Regions from separate parts of the Homo sapiens genome. Here region 2 is linked to region 1. A link is an interaction called in ENCODE POLR2A ChIA-PET data of the cell type or tissue named here. Cell type or tissue: Panc1. All regions are shown on one strand. Links, peaks and the distances in the headings refer to the core of each region. The heading gives the core; the rest is flanking DNA. Region 1 has its middle 110 kb from the start of LNC-LBCS. Region 2 overlaps ID4 (inhibitor of DNA binding 4).

What was found. ChIA-PET counts read pairs that join two places held together with the same protein. Peaks named below come from ENCODE experiments on the same cell type or tissue, not always from the same donor. Only the 100,000 strongest peaks of a DNase experiment are listed, where the experiment ranks them.
Region 2: POLR2A ChIA-PET joins it to region 1 with 23 read pairs; 6 of 35 experiments call an interaction of 5 or more read pairs at or near these places.

The regions. Positions count from the first base shown.
Region 1 is chr6:19,690,138-19,706,853 of GRCh38, reverse strand. No RefSeq gene overlaps it. Among named protein-coding and RNA genes, the nearest start is that of LNC-LBCS, 110 kb to the left of the region's middle. RefSeq lists an enhancer at 14,923-15,426. In Panc1, for the core only: no CTCF peak of the experiment used is centred there; a DNase peak (open chromatin) is centred at 8,761.
Region 2 is chr6:19,839,764-19,843,732 of GRCh38, reverse strand. ID4 (inhibitor of DNA binding 4) reads right to left here. Exons shown (of 3, transcript NM_001546.4): 3 at 1,536-3,969. Among named protein-coding and RNA genes, the nearest start is that of ID4, 4.4 kb to the right of the region's middle. In Panc1, for the core only: no CTCF peak of the experiment used is centred there; no DNase peak of the experiment used is centred there; H3K27ac peaks cover 1,740 bases.

The sequences.
Region 1 (16,716 bases), core at 7,460-9,959:
GACTGTACCATGGCTTCCACCCTTTCAGATTCCATGGACATCAAAATATTGTGCCCTAGTTTTTACTTACGACTTTGACACACCTGGGGCCAGTGAAGTAAGATATGGAAGAAAAATGCTGTGTCCCTTGGGACTGGAAAACTCAGCCACAGCCATCAGAAATTTCTGAAAATGCCAAGTAAATGTTGGTAATGAGGAAAACCTAACACACTCACTCAATGGCACTAGGTACAGCATTGTCTAAAAAAGAAAGACGTGAGATGTGCTAGGATCAAATTTATTTACATGGGTCTACCTCTGGACTCATAATTCACCAACCAATATACTCCAAACCCTTTCTGGAGGGACAGTTCTTTAACAGCATTTAAGGAAGTTGATGAGCATTTGGAGACTTCGTACATTTGCTAAGACTGAGATAGTCTCACGGCTGGTGTCATGAAACAGGAAAGCCCCCTTTAGGGTTTAGTGAGGTTCACTCTCCAAACTCATGGGATCAAATGGAAGTAAATCGGCTAAAGGCTTTTACAGAGTAACCAACATGTTTCCCCAAATTTTCACATGTAGCACAAAGAGACAAGAATGGAGTCACAACACTAGAACTTACTTTGTGATTGAAAAGTGTGGGATAGGGAATGAGGTGGTGAAAGTTACATGCTAGCATGCATGCTAAGCTGTCCGTTATTAGTCCATCAATTTCATGAAGGCTTCTCTGATCTTTGACTTCTGTTTTTCTCTCTCCAAACAAAAGAACCGTAAAATCTTGGGAATCCCTTGAATAGAGAGCCACAGTTGTTCTTAATAAAAATTACAGTAGAAGGATCATGGCAATGTATAGAGTCTGCCGATACTCATACTGTGGACATGAGTTTGATTTTTAAATGTGTAATTAAGGTAATTCAGAATGATGACGAACAGGAGAACTCCCGATAGGTGACACAAAGGCCTACTGGCATTCTCCTTCAAGTAAGGAAAGAAAAGTCTGTTTGGCATCGGTAGAGCGTTTGATGCCAAACAGGATGTCTCAGCATTATGATTCAGTAATTACTCTCACCATCTTTAAATAGAAACAAAACTTATTCTCAGTTACTGGTTAAGAATCTTCTAAGAATGAAGTTATATGACTAAAATGGTTGTCTATGCAATTGCTTCCAGACTCATCTAGGAAAGAACAGAGCATCTAATATTCAGGTCAGAGAATCTGCGTGACAAGGTGCCCCAAATTTGGGGCCAAGACCTAACTGTTTCTACTTAGTCACTTTTTATTTTATTTTATTTTATTTTATTTTATTTTATTTTATTTTTTTTGAGATAGAGTCTCGCTCTGTTGCCCAGGCTGGAGGGCCATGGGCCGATCTCAGCTCACTGCTGCCTCTGCCTCCCAGGTTGCAGCTATTCTCCTGCCTCAGCCGAATAGCTGGGATTATAGGCGCCCACCACCAAGCCCAGCCTAATGTTTTGTATTTTTAGTAAAGACATGTTTCGGCATGTTGGCCAGGCTGGTCTTGAACTCCTGGCCTCAGGTGATCCACCCACCTTGGCCTCCCCAAAGTGCTAGGATTACAGGCATGAGCCACCGCACCTGGCCTCAGTCACATTTTAAAACTAACTTAGCGTGCAATGAATACTCCTATATGTCCATTTTTTTTTTAAATCAGAGCCTGTGTCTACTGTAGAATCTATTCAACTGAAGGGTCTAACCTCTAATAACATCATGCTTTTTTGCCTACTCTAAGTTCTATATAAAATTTCCTCCAGTTTCTCTCCCCAACTATGGCCCCATCTCTCAAGGAGAGACCTGCTGAAAGCCTCGGACTCTAGGGCACTTTCCCATATGTTCAGCATCCTCACTCTACCACCAGCTTGTCCCCTCCAGGTCCATCCACAGTCCTGGTGCAGTCCGTGTTCTTCCTGCTACATTTGGGACCATTTCTCTGTGGAAGTAGAGAAATGCACTTCTGGGTTTCAAAAAGCAAAAGCTAGTATTTCTTCTGTCTCAGAAGCCTGTGCTTACTTTGAACCACAGTGATTAAAGATCCTAGGTGACCAGGGATACCTTGGGTTTAGACATGATATAGGTTAATTGACAAGATTTTCATAGTGGAGCAGAGACAGGAGAAACGATGGGAAATCATTGCAGCCATATGTGACTCTATGAAGCTGTTTGGCATCCATAGGCTTATGTCTGGAAGTTATTCATGTTTTTGTTTCCTTTTTTTTCTGAGATGGAGTTTCGCTCTTGTTGCCCAGGCTGGAATGTAGTTGCGCGATCTCGGCTCACTGCAACCTCCGCCTCCCGGGTTCAAGTGATTCTCCTGCCTCAGGCTCTCAAGTAACTGGGATTACAGGTGTCCGCCACCACGCCTGGCTAATTTGTTGTCTTTTTAGTAGAGATTGGGTTTCACCATGTTGGCCAGGCTGGTCTCGAACTCCTGACCTCAGGTAATCCACCCGCCTCGGCCTCCCAAAGTGCTAGGATTACAGGCCTGAGCCACCGCGCCCGGCCCATTGTTTCCTTAGAATGATTATACAAAATATATTCTTTGTGATAGCTGAAATAACACAAAGACTGCTACATATTTTAGCAATAATACTAAACTTTAAGCAAAACATATTTGACAATATAAAGAATAAATAACATATTTATTCTTAATATTAATTGTGAATGAACAATAGTGATCATTATTACCAGCAATACATTATTTAAGTCATAAAAACCAACATTTACTACTTCATGCCCTGCACTGTACCAAGCGCATCACACATATTGTCTTATTTAATATTCATAATAAGTCCATATGGCTATTATTATTATGACTACTACCCCTCATTTCCAGATGAGGAGGTTAAAGTATACAGAGTTTAAATTAAATGCCAAGGTCCGGCCCCTTTAAAATGCATGAGCCAGGGATCAGACAGAAGCATTATGGTAGCAGAGCCTTTACTCTGAATCTCTGGGCCATTGATAGCCAGGCAGAGCATTTTCAGAGTGATTTCTGTGCTTAAGGATTTTTTGATGCACAAAATACAAAAAGACAGGACAAATGAAGTCTGTGTCTTTGTGACTTGTCCTCCTGTAACCTTAACTGAATGGTTCTAATACAAGACTTTTTAAATTCTGGGCTTGAGATATAAAAAGCCAGTATTATTATTATCATTATTTATTTATTTATTTTTCTTTGAGACAGAGTCTCTCTCTGTCATCCAGGCTGGAGTGCAGTGGTGCGATCTCGGCTCACTGCAAGCTCTGCCTCCTGGGTTCACGCCATTCTCCTGCCTCAGCCTCCCGAGTAGCTGGGACTACAGGCGCCCGCCACCACACCCAGCTAATTTTTTGTATTTTTAGTGGAGACGGGGTTTCACTGTGTTAGCCAGGGTTGTCTTGATCTCCTGACCTCATGATCCACCCACCTCGGCCTCCCAAAGTGCAGGGATTACAGGCGTGAGCCACTGCGCCCGGCCAAAGCCAATATTATTAAGGGGGTGACGATTCATTACAAATCTGTACCTCATCAAATCAGGATATTTAAGCGTAATGTAACTTGCGTGAGTTTCCGTGTGACTTCTCTGCTCCACATTTATTGTGTGGCCTCCCCGACATGGGGGTCCTCTACCAAGATCTGGCTTGTAGGGGCTACAGTGCTCTGAGAAACAGTATCATCAATTGCGTAAAGGAAGGCAGGGAGTCCAAATCTGGACAGAAATGCATTGAAATGACCAAGGCAATGGTAACTAGTGACAAAAGAGAAGAAGCTGGGTAGTCAGGAACTGTTGGAGACGTTGGAGATGTTTACGGAATCTTGATTACTTCCCGTCTACGAGGATAAAGGGTTTGTTCTGAAGGATAGAAAACTGGTTTTCTATCTTGATTCTGCATATACAAAGACACTTCCTGCGGTGTTTGTTTATTCCTTTGGCTTTGTTCTCAAACTACAGACCAAGATGATTTTTTCCTTGATATATAATTTTCAATTAATACCACCTGTCGCCATCCTATAACACCACCTGTCCCCATCCTACATTGGCTCTTATTTCTCCCTATAGTCTCCAGACACCCCCACCAATCTCCAAGTTGCCATGTGGAATGACACAGTAAAGTTGTTTGGAATAGCATGATTTTTTTTTTAATTAACTTTAAGTTTTAGGGTGCATGTGCACATTGTGCAGGTTAGTTACATATGTATACATGTGCCATGCTGGTGCACTGCACCCACTAACTCGTCATCTAGCATTAGGTATATCTCCCGATGCTATCCCTCCCCCCTCCCCCCACCCCACAACAGTCCCCAGAGTGTGATATTCCCCTTCCTGTGTCCATGTGATATTGTTCAATTCCCACCTATGAGTGAGAATATGCGGTGTTTGGTTTTTTGTTCTTGCGATAGTTTACTGAGAATGATGATTTCCAATTTCATCCATGTCCCTACAAAGGACATGAACTCATCATTTTTCATGGCTGCATAGTATTCCATGGTGTATATGTGCCACATTTTCTTAATCCAGTCTATCATTGTTGGACATTTGGGTTGGTTCCAAGTCTTTGCTATTGTGAATAATGCCTCAATAAACATATGTGTGCATGTGTCTTCACAACAGCATGATCTATAGTCCTTTGGGTATATACCCAGTAATGGGATGGCTGGGTCAAATGGTATTTCTAGTTCTAGATCCCTGAGGAATCGCCACACTGACTTCCACAATGGGTGAACTAGTTTACAGTCCCACCAACAGTGTAAAAGTGTTCCTATTTCTCCACATCCTCTCCAGCACCTGTTGTTTCCTGACTTTTTAATGATTGCCATGGAATAGCATGATTTTTAAAACTATAAACCAATGTATCTGGTTTTATTGTTACCAAATCTCATTCTCCTTTTGTGCTACATTTAGATGTTGGAGGGGAGAACAGCTGTGCCATCAGTGGAAGGGTGGCTGCTGGGCTGGTTCACATGGCTGCAGCCCCCCAAGGTCAAATCAGATACTGAGACTGAAAAGCAGAGATGTTCTGGTAGGAAACAAGACAGGATAGGAAACAAAATAGCCAAAAGGCCCAAGTGGTGGAAATGAGTATTTCCAGTCTATCCTAAGTGCCTTCACATGGCTTCAGTTGTTGAAACCTATGTTCTCATAGGTTGGAAATTCAGGTCAGAAGAGGTCTGCACCTCAGTAGAGTAGGCCACTGAAGAGCTCATTTAAACAAACTTCTCTCCTTCAGAGTTCCCAGTGTGGGAGATCGCCACTTACTCATTATGCACATAATATTATCCAATATATACATATTGTATATTACGTAGTATATATACCACATTTATAATATACACTAATATATCACCTTTATCAACTATAATAACACATTTATAATCAATAATTATAATTATTAATATAAAATAATTAACACATATTACTAGTATATAAAATATATTCTATTTATGTATAAATATTTATATGTGATATTAATATAGACATATTTATGTATATATTGTATTAATAGGTATCCATCTATACAGCTATTACATATATATACCATCTATCAACATGTATATACATATGCACATACATAGAGATGGCATAGGAAATATGTCTTTGGACTGAATTTCTGCCTTGTCCCTTGATTTAGTCTCTCTTTCCCTAATCCTGGACTAGTGGAGAATTTTTTCGAGAATGTAAAATAAACTCTTTGTACTTCCTTTAAATTCCAGCAAGAGTTTGATTTATTATGAAGCAGAAAAGTCATTTAATTTTTTATTTGAATTTGATACTATGGCTATCATGAAACAAGTGTTTAGCAAAGGCAAAAATCGCAACTACATAGATTTTGTATATTTGTTTATGGTTTTGGATGTAAATCAAAGTTAATTTTTGGGTAGAATTTGAGCACTGGCTAAATGACGTGCTATGTATCGTCTTGCTTATCTGTTTGTGCACACAAGTAGAAAGCTTGTCACTTTTCACAATACATAGGGTACTGATATTTTGTTATGTGGATTATACTTACAGAAGCTGTTTGGAAACCTTCTTAGCAGTTTGAAAGTATGAGTCCATATTTTTAAAAATTGAATGACTTTTTACCTTAACCACTGATAATTTTTGTATTCTTCCGATATTCAACAAAAATTCACAAATAGCATTCAAGTAAAAACAAAACAAAACAAGAAATCATTGCATAAGGAGAAAACATATGCTGAGCACTTTTTACAAAAGTAATAAGCAGGTCTCTTTTAAGAGTTTCATTACAGTAAAATAGATTTTTTTTCCCCTATACCTACTGAGACACTAGCAGTTTGAGACTCCTGAATTATATTATGTTTGATAATTTCCTGTTGCATTAGTGAGTTTCCATTTGGTTATACACATTTCCTGATAAAGCACCATTATTCCTATGGCTATGAGGAAAGTATAATCTGATTATGTAGCCACTTTTATTATAACTGTAGCTAATGTGATAATATACACCATGTTATTACAGAAATGTTTTGTGGTGTTTTCACTTTTGAAAAAGGGCTGACAGGCTCAGAGAACGAACAGGAGAGACAAGGAAGATTGGAACAGATCAACAAAGTATGCCCTTGATAAAGCATGTCGACCCCACAGTTGTGTAATGCAATTTATTCTCCTGGGAAGAATGAAGAAAACGGGGGGCTGTTCCTCTTGTCACAAATCAGGAAGACACACTGTGTCTGAAGGCAGAAATCACCTGTCTCTTGTGTCTGGGAGGAAACCTGTCAACAGGGTAGGCAATGAAGATTAGCTCATTAGACCAGATCGGTTCTCTCACTGAGACAGAGTACACCACTAAGTCATTCAAGTCCAACACATCTTACACCAACCAAGTATGATGCTATACGGTGTAAATACAACAGTGAGAAAAACAGGCTCCCTGTTTTTTAAGCAGCTTATGTCATTTAATAATGACAAGACAATGTCATGGGAGACGTGCAAACTAATAATTATAATGCATTGTAATGAATGCTATAAAAGAGGTTTTGACCAGATGTCTGGAAGGTGGAGTAGGAGCTCCAGGTGGGGAGGTAGCCAGGGGTGTGTCGGGCAGGGAGAGTGAGCATTGTGGTAGGAGCATGTGCAGAGGCATTGGGGTTGGCAGGCTAAAGCGAGATGTGAGGACATGACGTGCTCTGACAAATATTCTGAACGTTATTCCATGGTGGGGGTGGGGAAGGTGGCCCACAAAAGTTTTCAGGAAGAGCAATAATAGTTCAAATTTGTGTTCTGGAGTTTTGGAAAGATGAGCCTGGAAACAATGTGCAGGATGGGAAAGGAGGAGCAACTCCCTATTGAACAACTGGAAAGAGGAAAACCAGAAGAAAAGGGTGACCATCTAAACGAACGCCACATACCAGATTTGAGGAAAAGTGTATTTTTACAAATATATAAATGTATAAAAACATAAATATAAATCTGCAGATTGTTATCAGTTCTTAAGGTAAAATCAGTTGACTGCAGGAGTTGAAGGGAAAGCAGGATTGAAAGGAACTATGAGATTTCTGGCTTGGGTGACTAGGTAACTGGTTGGTTCCAGTAATTCATGAGGAAACAGCTTGGCCAATGGGTTTGATTTGAGATGTAGTAATTTTGAGGTAACTCCCAGGACATCCAGGTAGAGATGCCCAGAGATTACTAAATATATGCACTTGGAGCTCAAGAAACTTCTGAGTTCAGGGTATTGGTGGTAATTAGGGCTTGGGAAGTGGATGAAATAACTCACAGAGAGTAGAAGAAGGGGAGGAGAGGCCTGAGGTTGAAACTCTGGGAAGACAGATCTTCAGGCAGCACACAGGGAAGAACTAGTGAGGGAGACCAAGAAGTGGGCAGAGGGGAAGGAGGAGAAAAGAGAGGAAAAGGTTGGCCACGCACGGTGGCTCATGCCTGTAATCCCAGCACTTTGGGAGGCCGAGGCGGGCAGATCACAAGGTCAAGAGGTCGAAACCCATCTTAGCCAACATGGCGAAACCCCGTCTCTACTAAAAATACAAAAAATTGGCCAGGCGCAGTGGCTCATGCCTGTAATCCCAGCACTTTGGGAGGCCAAGGAGGGCGGATCACCTGAGGTCGGGAGTTTGAGACTAGCCTGACCAACATGGAGAAACCCCGTCTCTACTAAAAATACAAAATTAGCCAGGCGTGGTGGCACATGCCTGTAATCCCAGCTACTAGGGAGGCTGAGGCAAGAGAATCGCTTGAACCCAGTAGGTGGAGTTTGCAATGAGCTGAGATCGCGCCACTGCACTCCAGCCTGGTGACAGAGCAAGACTCTGTCTCCAAAAAAAAAAAAAAAAAAAAAAAAAAAAGAGGGAAAAAGGAAAAGGTAAAATGGTAGTTTAGAGAAGAGAGTTAGAGAGTTAGTTTCCAGATGAAAGATTCAACTATGTCAGAGACCCCTGGGAAATTAAGAAAAATAAAGACTGAGAAGGGTCTCTACATGGAAAATTAGGAGGAATCAGAGACAGTGGATGCAAAGTACTTTTTTCCAGAGGTGTGGTAGCAAAAGGAAGATATGCAGTAAGGAAGGGGTAAGGAAAGTTTATAGCTGGTGAGACCTGAGCTAGTGTGTACTGTGAGAAAACAAATAAGGTGTGATATAAGGATCAGCCTTGGACTGGGGAAGGATCGGTACTGATGTGGAACTAGAGTGGAAAAAAGGTATGTGGTCAAGTTCACATATATCTTTCTTCTGTGATACCAAGTAATTCATCTGAGTCCACTTGTATGTGAAAGCATGCCTCTTTGTGGCCACAGAATGACTCAACTCAGCGTAGTCATCTTGTGAAGATGTATTACTGTTCATAACAATTTCTAAGTGAGGGATGTGGAAAAATCACCACAAACACATCAGCAATGTAACAACAACAAAAACAAAACCGCAAACCCAAACCCCTTAACAGATGTTGTATTTTGATGAGTTAGCAGTATTGTATCATTTTAGTGTTCAAGAGATAGAAAAAAGGTGGTAAGACTTGAATTAACAGGTAACCTCCTTACCTGACACTGTATTCTACCTCACCTTTTTGAGAAAAAAAATCAAATAAAATAAGTATGGTATTATACTATGAAGTTTATAGAAATAAACAATGTAAAATATCCCTCCCTATATTCACTATATATCTACACCTGAAGTGCTAGATATATAGTGAAATTTTATTGAACGTGATGCTCTGAGGCACTGAAAAATATTGACTCATTAAAAATATCAAATTATGTTCAATTTCCTACATGGTAAGGAAAGGAAAACAAGACATTTAAAGATTTTCAATAGGGTTTGGATAAACATGTTTTTTTGACCTCAGGATAAGCAGAAAACCAAATTTACTGCATCTAACATGGGAATTATCCAGACTATAAGAAAATGGGCAAATGAGGAGACATTTCTCAAAAGAAGATATACAAATGGCCAAAAGGGCCGGGCACGGTGGCTCTTGCCTGTAATCCCAGCACTTTGGGAGGCCAAGGCAGGTGGATCACCTGAGGTCAGGAGTTCGAGACCAGCCTGACTAATATGGTGACACCCTGTCTCTACAAAAAATACAAAAATTAGCTGGGTGTGGTGGCATGTGCCTGTAGTCCGAGCTACTCAGGAGGCTGAACTGCTTGAACTCGGGAGGTGGAGGTTGCAGTGAGCCAAGATTGTGCCACTATACTCCAGCCTGGGTGACAGAGGGAGACTCTGCCTCAAAAAAACAAAAAACAAAGAAACAAACAAAAAAAAAACCAAATGGCCAACAGGTATATGAAAAAGTCCTTGACATTGCTAATCATCAGGAAAATGCAAATCAGAACTACAATGAAATATCATCTCATCCTACTTAGAATGGCTATTACCAAAAAGAAAAAAATTAACCAAGAATGCAGAGAAGGGAAAACTGTCATACACTGTTGGTGGGGATGTGAATTAATACAATTATTATGGAAAACAGTATGAAGTTTCCTCAAAAACTTCAGATAGAACTATCACATGATCCAGCAATCCAACTACTGGGTATATATCCAAAGTAAAGGAAATCAATATATCAAAGAGATATATACACTTCCATGTTTATTGTAGCACTACTCACAATAGCCAAGACATGAAATCAACCTGTGTGCATGAATGGATGAATGGATAAAGAAAATGTGGTATGTAAATGTACACAATGGAATACTATTCAGTCATAAATAAGAACAAAATCCTGTCATTCAATGCAACATGGACGAGCTTGGAGGACATTACATTAAGTGAAATAAGCCAGGCACAGAACAACAAATATTGCATATTCTTAATCTTATACAGAAGCTAAAAAAAGTTTATTTTATAGAAGTAGAGAGTAGAACAGTGCTTACTAGAGGCTGGGAAGTGAGGGATAGCCAAAAGTTGGTTGATAAATACAAAATCACAGCTAGATAAAAGGAATAGGTTCTAGTGTTCTATAGTACTATAGGGTGACAGTAATTAACAATTTATTGTATATTTTCAAATAGCTAGAAGAGCAGATTTTGAATGTTTTCAACACAAAGAAATGATAAATGTTTGAAATGATGTATATGCTAATTACTCTGATTTTATTATTACTCATTGTATACTTATATTGAAATAACACTCTGTATCCCATAAATGTGTGCAATTATTATGTATCAATTAAAAATAATTGACACATAAGGCCAGTGACTCATGCCTGTAATCCCAGCACTTTGGGAGGCCAAGGCGGGTGGATTGCTTGAGGCCAGGAGTTTGAGACCAGCCTGGCCAACATAGTGAAACCCTGTCTCTACTAAAAATACAAAAATTAGCTGAGCATAGGGACGTGTGCCTGTAATCCCAGCTACTTGGGAGGCTGAGGCAGGAGAATCACTTCAACCCAGGAGGCAGAGGTTGCAGTGAGCCGAGATTGCACCACTGCACTTAATGTTAGCTCTTAATGAACCACTAGAAATTATGGAAATATCGTGCTTTATAAGGCAAAAAGTGGGTCAAATATATTAGAATTTGAAAATGTTTGTCTCTGCAGAAATGAACTCAATTCAAGCAAGTGTTCATTTGTAGATGTTATTTCTGATTCTGGTTTCAGCTGTGATGTATGACATTGATCATTCACCTGTATGAACCTCAGAATTCTTAGCCGTAATGCAAAATGTTTGTCGAAGATGATCTTCAAGGGCCTGTTCAGTTTTAAAGTGCCGTGTTTCTATATTATATGTAGTTAGCCAAGATTTTCCAATTCAGGTTTCTCTCTCCTGGATCATTTCCTTCAGTTGTCAAATATTCTTAAAAAATATCTCCCATTAAATTTTTTTTCCTCTGTTTACCTCCAGCAACCACAACTTCTCAGAGCAAAACATTTTTGATTGGGTTGTCTATGTTGGTTGTCTCTACGTCTTCACTTTTCATACTGACTTCAAACCCTCTCCAGTAGGGCTCCCATCCACACAACTTCACTGAAACCACTCTTGTCAAGACTAAGAATAATCTTCATTTTGGCAAATCCCTTGGTCAGTTCTCCATCTGTATCTCATTCATTCAATCTGTTTAGCTGTTCTCTCCTATATGAAACAATTATTTCTGTAATCTTTTATGCACCACGCTTGCCTCCTGTTTTCTCCTATCTCACTGGACAGAATCCCCTGCTGGCTATTCTTCCCATTCTCTAAACCAGTGTGTCCAATAGAAATATGACACGAGCCACATATGTGATATTCAGTATCCTAGTATTTAATTTACATGTTAAAAATGTAAAAAATCAATAAAATTGATTTTAATATTATATGTAATTCAATATATACAAATACTGTAATTTCAATAAGTAATCGATATAATTGAGATACTTTGCATTCTTCTTTTAAAAATAAATACTTAAGTTTTCAAAATCCTGTGACTTAACCGTACATCTCAGTTGGGATGAGCATATTTCAAAAGTTCTAAAATAGCCACATATGGCTGCCATATTGGACAGTGAGGTTCTGAATGTTGGATGGCCCAGGGCTTCCATATTGGACAGTGAGGTTCTGAATGTTGGATGGCCCAGGGCTCAATCCTGGAGCCTCTCCTATTTTCTGTCTACAGCCTTTCTCTCTGGTTAACCTGGCTGAGTATCTATTATCTATATGCTGCCTCAGTCATTCAATAAGTGTGTACTGAGTGCCTAATATGTATCAGGGTACCGTGTTTTTGGTACCAGAGGATAAAATAGTAAACAAAATAGTCATAAATCCCCACCCTAAGGGAGACTACTTTCTACTAAGACGGAGACGGACAATAAATAAAATAACTGAGTTAATTATACAGTACAACAGATGGTGAAAACTGCTACAGTAGGAACAGAAAAGTGTGAAGCAGTGTTAGAGAGACAAAGAGGGGGCTTTTTTGTGGACTATTGGAAGGACTTTGGGTTTTACTGTGTCAAGATGGGGAGTCATTATATGGCTTTAAGTAGAGGAAATACCTGGTATGATTTTCATGATAAATGAACATCAGGTTGTGAAGATCATTTTGGCTGCTGTTTTGAGAATATATAATAGAAGTGACAAGAGTGGGCGGAGGACATTGTAAACAGTAGGAGGCTGTTGCAATACTCTAGACTGCAGATGATAGTGGCTTTGACCTGTTACTAGGGCAAGTGGTGAGAAGTCAGATTCTGAAAGAAGTAGTTCAGGCCAAATACATAAAGATGGGAATCATCAATACATACCTAATTTGTCAAATAGGATAGCCACCTGCCACATATGGCTATTTAAATTTAAGCCAATTAAAATAAAATAAAATTAAAATTCAGTTCCTCAGCCACACCAGCCTAACCTGATTTGAGATGCTCAATACGCACACGTGGCTGGTGGCTGCTGTATTGGACAGTGCAGATTTAGAGTATTTTCATCTTCACAGAAAGTTTTTTTTGGCAGTGCTCAGACACATGACATTTAGTGTTCTGGCTTCTTTGCAAATCAACTGCCTGCTGGATTCGTCCACTTACAAATTAGGTTAATGTTATATTAATATATGTCCAATAAGCATCTCATACATAACATGGTCAGTATTTTTGTGCCAGTCTTCAGCTCTATGGTTTCCATTCCCCAGCCTGTATTCCCTTCATTTTCTCCATCCTGGGAAATGGAATCATCATCTGTACTGTCGTCCCAAACTAGGGGGTTCCTGATTCCTCTTTGTCTCCCCACCCATCCTCATCACTTTCAATCCATTAGCAGGTTGATTTGCTTCTACCTCTAATACGTGTCCTGACTATGACCATCTCTGAGCATCTCCACTTCTATCACTCTGATAAAAGCTACCAGCATCTCTCACTTGGATAATGGTGACAGCTTCTAAGTTAGTGTTTTTTAACCCTGATTGTACATTAGAATCACCTGGGAATTGAAAACAACACCACGAAAAACAATGCCTAGGTGCTATTCCATGCAAACAGGTGGGACTTGGTTTTGCAAAATCTTTCCAGGTGATTCAAATGTGCAACCAGGGCTGAGGACCCCTTTCATCCTATCCTCCCCTCCACCTTCATTGTCTACCCTCTACAAAGGAGCTGTTTATCTCCAGCAGCTAGAAAAGAATTTGGCAGCAAATAAATATGTTTGGATGCTTTCTTCATTTGCTTCATTTAAGTTATAAAAGATCCTTTTAAAGTCTTCAGAGACAAGACAGTGACCACAATGATGATGAAGATGATTTATGGGGTGCTTGTACTATGTGCTAGGCACTGAGCTTTTTAATCCTGAAAATAGTCCCCTGAGATGGGCACAAAACACCCATTTTACAGATGAAAACACTGAGATTCAGCAAGGCTAAGTAACTGTTTTGGGGCCTCTAAGGTAATTAAGTGTGAGAACCCAGGTCTGCCTGAGGCCAAGTTCTGACTCCTAAGAACCAAACAAACAAAACACGTAGCCCTTAATAAATACTTATGAAGTAAATAGAATGAATAGCAACTGGTGCATTTTAGAGACTTGTCAAACACTGATATTTAGTTTATGGCTAAGAAAAACAAAAAACTGTCCTTTTTTTATCCCAATATTTTCTGCAGGGTCACTCCTGCATCTTTTCTGCTCCTGTGGAGGACTCAAGTGCTGCCCTGCATTCCTCTTTTTGCCAGTTATTTGTGCAACATGCAGTTTTAGCCTGAAGAATTCCATCTCCTAGCAGCTACCAGGGTTACTTGCAGCCTCAATGATCTTCCTTTGAGGAGAGGGAAAAAAATCCCCTAACTTTGTAATACAGTCCAGCGATGCATGAGAAGCCTTTGTGAAATCATGGGGGGAGAAAAGGAAAATAAAAATGCCGTTCTCCTCTGGAATGTCTCCTAGGACTAGTGAAAAATGCTAATTCTGACAGCAGAAAAATCATTTTAAAATCAAAGCACCTTTGAGTTATATTAGAAATGAGATTAAAATGAGAAGTGGTGAAAGAAAATAATTACATTCTTTCAATCTAGCAGCATCTTATCCCCCTCCAGCTCTGTTCTGGTTTATGATGCCCTAGATATTCTCCCAGGAATGATTTTCCCCGTGACTCCCGATAGACATGCTTTGTGTGCAGGTTGCATGGAAAGGTAGAGGGATGCATGGGCTCTCTGGATTCCCCCAGAATAGGCTGATGGGAGGTTGGAACCTTTTTTCTCCCTTGTTTAACAAAACCCCATAGCTCACTGTTTTTATTTTTAATTACTCCAAGATTAATGCGCGAAAGTGTGCTGATGCTATTAGCCTTCACTATACCGGCTGTATCTGAGTACTCCACGAGATCCAGTTAAAAGTGGGCCACAGCACTTATAAAAGATGGATTTTTCCTTAAGGGCGTGCGCGCGCGTACACACACACACCACACACACCACACACACACCGGAGCCCCTCACCCTGCAGTCTGGAACGCCCCTTTCCACCGCGAATGGGGCTCGTGGAGCCTGCAAAGGAGTCTGCCTTTGGTATGCGCTCTGGGAAAAGGGAGAGCCCTCGGGACGCGCTGTCACCAGGGACGCCTCGCTCCTGGCGCGCCGCTCCCACGTCCCCCGGCCTCCCCCGCCCTGAGTGTGGAAGTGGTGCTCATTCAGCCTTAGGGGGGCATTTCTGCATTCTTTTCCAACAAGATGACGGCCCTTCGCGGCGCCCCTTCCTCCGGCGCCTCTGCCAAGGAGCTGGGGGCGGGAGCCGCGCGCCCAGCCCGCGGCCCAGATGGCGGAGCAGCCCCGAGCGGGGACATTTTCTCAGGCTTTCAAAAAGAGCACTTTCTTTCCTGCCTAATATTTAGCTCCTTCAAATGCAAATGGAGAGGTTGCGCTCCAAGGTTAGCATAACAATTATGGGAAAGCTTTAAATCTGATGCGTTTGTTTACATGATGAAAGGCGGGCAGGATCCGAAAGCTCCAAGGCCCCGGCTTTTCAGCAACTATTTTCTAACTAGTCAACTGCGAGTCAATTTTAGATCACAAAGAAAACCAATTTATATCACGGTGTAGGCTAATTTTGGAGGGAGTTCCACATTATTATCAATTTTTTTTTTTCTTAAATGACCGCTGCTGGAAGAGTGATTTTTCCTTTTCCTTGGCGTCCTGAAGTTTGGTGTAAGCTAATTGGTGTTAGTGATAGGCAAGGAGGTCTTCATTACTGAGAACAATGCGAACCAGGGGATGGGGCGAACGCAGGTAAAGAGTTTTACGGAGAGTTGGTACGGTTTTAGCATAAAATGCATGAAAGCATCTTAGTTTGCCTGTCAAAGTTTATATTTTTTATTCGGCTTAGCTATTTTGGTATTTCAAAAAGGGTTGTGTGGTTTTAAATACTGCTGATGGGTATCAGACCTAGACTTCAGAGGAATGGCATTATCCCACTATGAAACCATTAATTTCTAGGCATCAACAGTGAGAACTGGGCAAAGCACATGAGATGTCTAAGATCTGCCAGGAAAAGGACCATGAAGGACTTGCCTGTGGTCAAGAATCTACATCTCAGGTCTTTTTTCCCCACTTCCTCTTTCCCTCTCTCCCTCCCTCCCTTCCGCTTCCGGTCCAGGAGACTTTTTCCAAACTTTCTTCCCGGGGGCCATCCTCTCACCTGTCATACACAGAAAAGTGAATTCTTGTTATCAGAAAGGGGCCCAATCCAGATCCCAAGAGAAGGCTCTTGGATCTCACACAAGAAAGTATTCCAGGCAAGTTTATTAAGAAAGCAAGTTTATTGAAAGCAAATCTGTTAAGAAAGCAAAGGAATAAAGAATGGCAACTCCACAGACAGAGCAGCAGCTTGGGCTGCTCCACGGATAATACTTAACAGTTATTTCTTGGTTATATGTTAAACAAGGGGTGTATTCTTCATGAGTCTTCTGGGAAAGGGGTGGACAGTTCCCGGAACTGAGGTTTCCTCCCCCTTTTAGACCATATAGGGTAGCTTCCTGATGTTGCCATGGCATCTGTAAACTGTCATGATGCTGTTGGGTGTGTCTTTTAGCATGCTAATGCATTATAATTAGCATATAATGAGCAGTGAGGACAACCAGAGGTCACTTTCTTTGCCATCTTGACTTTGGTGGGATTTGGTAGCTTCTTTTACCGCATGCTGTTTTATCAGCAAGGTCTTTATGACCTGTATCTTGTGCCGACCTCCCATCTCATCTTGTGAGTAATACCACCTGGGAATACAGCCCAGTGGGATCTCGGTCTTTTTTTACCCAACCCCTATTCAAGATGGAGTTGCTTTGGTTCAAATACCTCTGACACTCTTATTGAAATTCTGTGAGAT
Region 2 (3,969 bases), core at 1,417-3,916, 140 kb before region 1:
TAACTACAATCACTCAATTAACTGCTAAACCTTATGAAGGAAGTAGTATTTGAAAAACATTTAAAATATTTAAGAGGATATTTAAATAAATACTTAAGAAACAGTCTATGAACTTGCATGAAGAACTCTACAAGTACAATACTTTCCTTCGGAAATTAAACTTTGAAATAAAAGATAGCATTTTAAAATGTGACTTGTATATGCCTGCCCAAAGTCCTGATAGGTATTTTATATCATAAAGAATTGGGAAACAGTAACTAAAGGCAAATAATAGTGCCTTGTTTCACCAGGAATTTGCATATTGTGCTAATATTAATGTAATCTCTTAGAAAATTCTCATCTAAAGTGTGAGGTTTCTTATTAAAAAAAATTTCATGGGTTCATGTAGAAAATTTTTCATGGGTCTCTTTATTTAAACATTTTAAGTTCAATTCCTCTTCAGTTATATCTTAGCCAGTGGAATACAGATAATGCATTTTGTTCTTCTTTCCCCAGAAACTGAAGTGTTTACTCTTATGGACTCAGAGGGGCTTTTCAAGTTACTTCAATTTTTACAGCTCTTTTCATATCCCATGTGTGGATTTACTGTGAAGACTTATGAATGATGGAACTCCAGCAGCCTCACCATGGCCTTACTTTGGCTTTGGTAAGTATAGAAAACCTTTGGCAATGTGGTTGAGACCTAAGTTTTAACACTTAGGCAAAACTTTTTAGCAGGAGCCAGAATATGAATAAATATGAAGGAGGCACTTGAATGCAAAACACACTTTACAAATTCATAGCAAATTTGAGAGCATTTTCAATTAAGTATATATGACTGCGGGTTGTCTCCCTTGAACAAATTAGTTCTCGTTTGTAAGGGTTATATCTTTTAAAGTATCGATCAAATCAGTGCTCAAGGTAGAACTGTAAGTAAAGTTACAATCCTAAAACCTTTTGGGCAATGGTTCTAATTAATATAACTAATATTTTAGCAAAATATCCTGGGTTGTAATTGAAAGAAATCATCTGGGTCTGAAGAATACCTACTGAGGGCAGCCCTATTAAGATTCATTCTGAGACGGGTTAAATTAATTTCCTGGACTTGCAAAGCAGAAACGGGAAGGTTTTCCTTCCTCATAAGCCTGCAGGGTTTGGTGTTTGGCCCTGTCGAGACCCAAAGGCTATCTAGGCTGATTAACATATATATAATTAAAGTGCACCAGCTAGAAAGGCAGAGCCAGTTTCATTTGGCTCTGTACTACTGTGAAATAAATTGTCTGCATTGTTTAACTTTTTTTTTTTAATTAGTTTTCCCTGGACGTCATCCTGCTGCCTTCTTTAGGAATATTGCTTCCTATCCTAAGCAGGGACTAGAGTAGAGAAGCTTTCTCCAGCATTCAAACTAGATTTTCTTTCCATTCATATCGCCACTTTTCATAACATGGTAAGAAACACTGTAAATAATTGAGGTGATCCATCAAGAGACCCATTCTGGATAATGAAAAATTGCATAACTCAGTAAAAGTCAATTAAAAACCACAAACTCCAGAGCCTTTTGCTCAGTGAAGATTTATTGTTATAGAAGGCAACTAATACAATAGATTTGTGGGCTCGAAATTTTAAAAAGTTCTAAAAAGGCAGTTAAAGCTTGACAATAAACTTGAGTAAGGTTTACACAATATCAAAGTATATTAGTTCTTTGAAATGAAAAGGTATTTTTTTTCTTCCTTTAACATTGAGATGTCTGAGATGTCAGGATTTTGTAGCATTCTTAGAAACAACATCCACTGTGTGGGATACTTTTTTTCCTTCTGGAGTTTTAAACCAGTCTGACTCTTTGGTTGTGCCTATACAATGAAAAGTCTACAAATGAAATGAGAGAAGTCAGGATATTTTCCTTTGTTAAACTAAGTAGCTGAATAATTAGAACTACCTAGATAAAAGACTCAAAATGTTTTTGTTATCTGGTTGCCTGGTTAGGACATAGCCAACATTTCAATGGAATGTAGTATCTTGTACAACTGCATATAATTTTTTAAAAAATAAACAATGACTTTGTTTCTTTAGATACATCAAATGCTGCTTGAGTGGCCAAAGGGAAAATGCCAACTCTTTGAAATGTAGTATCTGTAGCACTTTTCTTCTTTCAGTAGTTTTTCATGCCCCAAATACAAACTTTAAGGAGTAACATCTATCCTCAAAACCCAAAAATACCCATTTGTTTTGAGGTTCACAGTCCACCAGTATAAGTTTTAAACTGCGCCAAAAGGCTTAGGTAGGGTTCAGCAGTCAGGCATGACAGATGCATAATTCTAACCAACAGTGCACATGTGACATGCTTCCTACTGAAATTAAACTGCCAAATAAAAAGGAAGGATTGTGCCCTTTTTAATAACAAAGAATGCAGTCGTTAGAATTCTTCAGATTTGGAATTCCAGCAGCACTCTAGTGTTTTCTTCTTGATGTGTGACAAGAATGAATAATATCAAAAATAAAAATAAACCTCATCTAAACAAGCAGTTCTTTGACTTTATAACGTTCAACATCAAATTCTCAAAATACTCAAGACCAGTAAATTATCAGAGCTGAGGAAATAACATGCTGAGGACAGAATCAATTTTTAAACATTTTGATTGATTTTAACCTGCTAGCATTAGTTTTGTTCATTTCTGTTTAGACATTGCCACTTCAACTGACTACTAGGGACCATGGTATTTCATATTCATATAAATATCTGAATTTGACCTCATAAGAAGTCCCTTGGGTCTATAATACTTTTATTCTTGTATAATCTGAAACAAATCCTTTCCTTTTAAAAATCAAACAGACCACGTTATACACACAGTTGACTATTTACAAAGCACCCAATTAAATCCTACTTAATTCTTTCACTCTAAAAATTCCATCTAACTTGTGTGTAAAGTACCCATAACATTAAATGCATAATGTTCACAAACCCTGATAGTCCTATCTAACCTAGAAAATATTACCTTCCTTAAGGAGAAAAAAGAGCCTTAAAAGAAAAATAAGAGTAAGGTTTTAAAGAAATGAGACCAGAAATCACAGTACAAGACAGAGAAATCTACTTTAATATTCACATGTAAAAGTTACACATCACAAGAGATTGGACAGTAGCTTAGCGTAACATAGCTATAGTGAAAATCATTTTTATAAAAAAATAATCTAGATGCGGTCATCAGAATTTTTGGTCTGCTTAAGTTAATGTTTGAAGATCGACTTTTATCCCTGCTTGAAGGATTTGCCATTATGCCTTTTTTTTCTCCCACTGTTGCCTATTAATTCTTTGGAGGAAGGAAAGCAGAAAGTGTTCATTTCCAAGAGTTTGTCCTTTGGTAGCAAGCAGAGAACATTTTTTTCATTTCCATGATTTAAATAATCTGTACAGACATGAAACTTAGTGACATTAAGCTTTAGTGTAAAATGAAGAGTAATAAGCAATTTTTTTTCACTTTGATAAAACAGCAGATTTCGTAAACTCCTTAAGGATCCAAGCATTTCCTCATCCCATATGCAAAATCATTCAGAATCCATTTTGACCTCAGTTGAAAAACAAAAACAAACACTTACTCTGTATATATTACACTATAAAACCCTGTACTTAAAAACTGATAAGGTGTATTTTCAACATGTATGCTTCAAATACAAAGATTTCAATCTACATTTAAAAAAACACATTTGAATGGACTCAGAACAAGTTTAATTTGTGATTAAACATCTCATGCAATCATGCAAGACCACTAGCTATAACTGTTACTTCCGAGTCTATACTGGGCAAAACAAAAGCAAATTAAGAGCCAGGCCAAACAGAAAAGACATTCAAGATATCAAGAGCTCTGTAATTGAGCTGAAAAATGATTTTCCAAAAGAAATATTCCCATAGATTAAAAAAAAACACACACATAATATTTACAAAAAAATATTTAATTAAAAATATCTTATAATTACAGTATCTATTAAAGCATATAC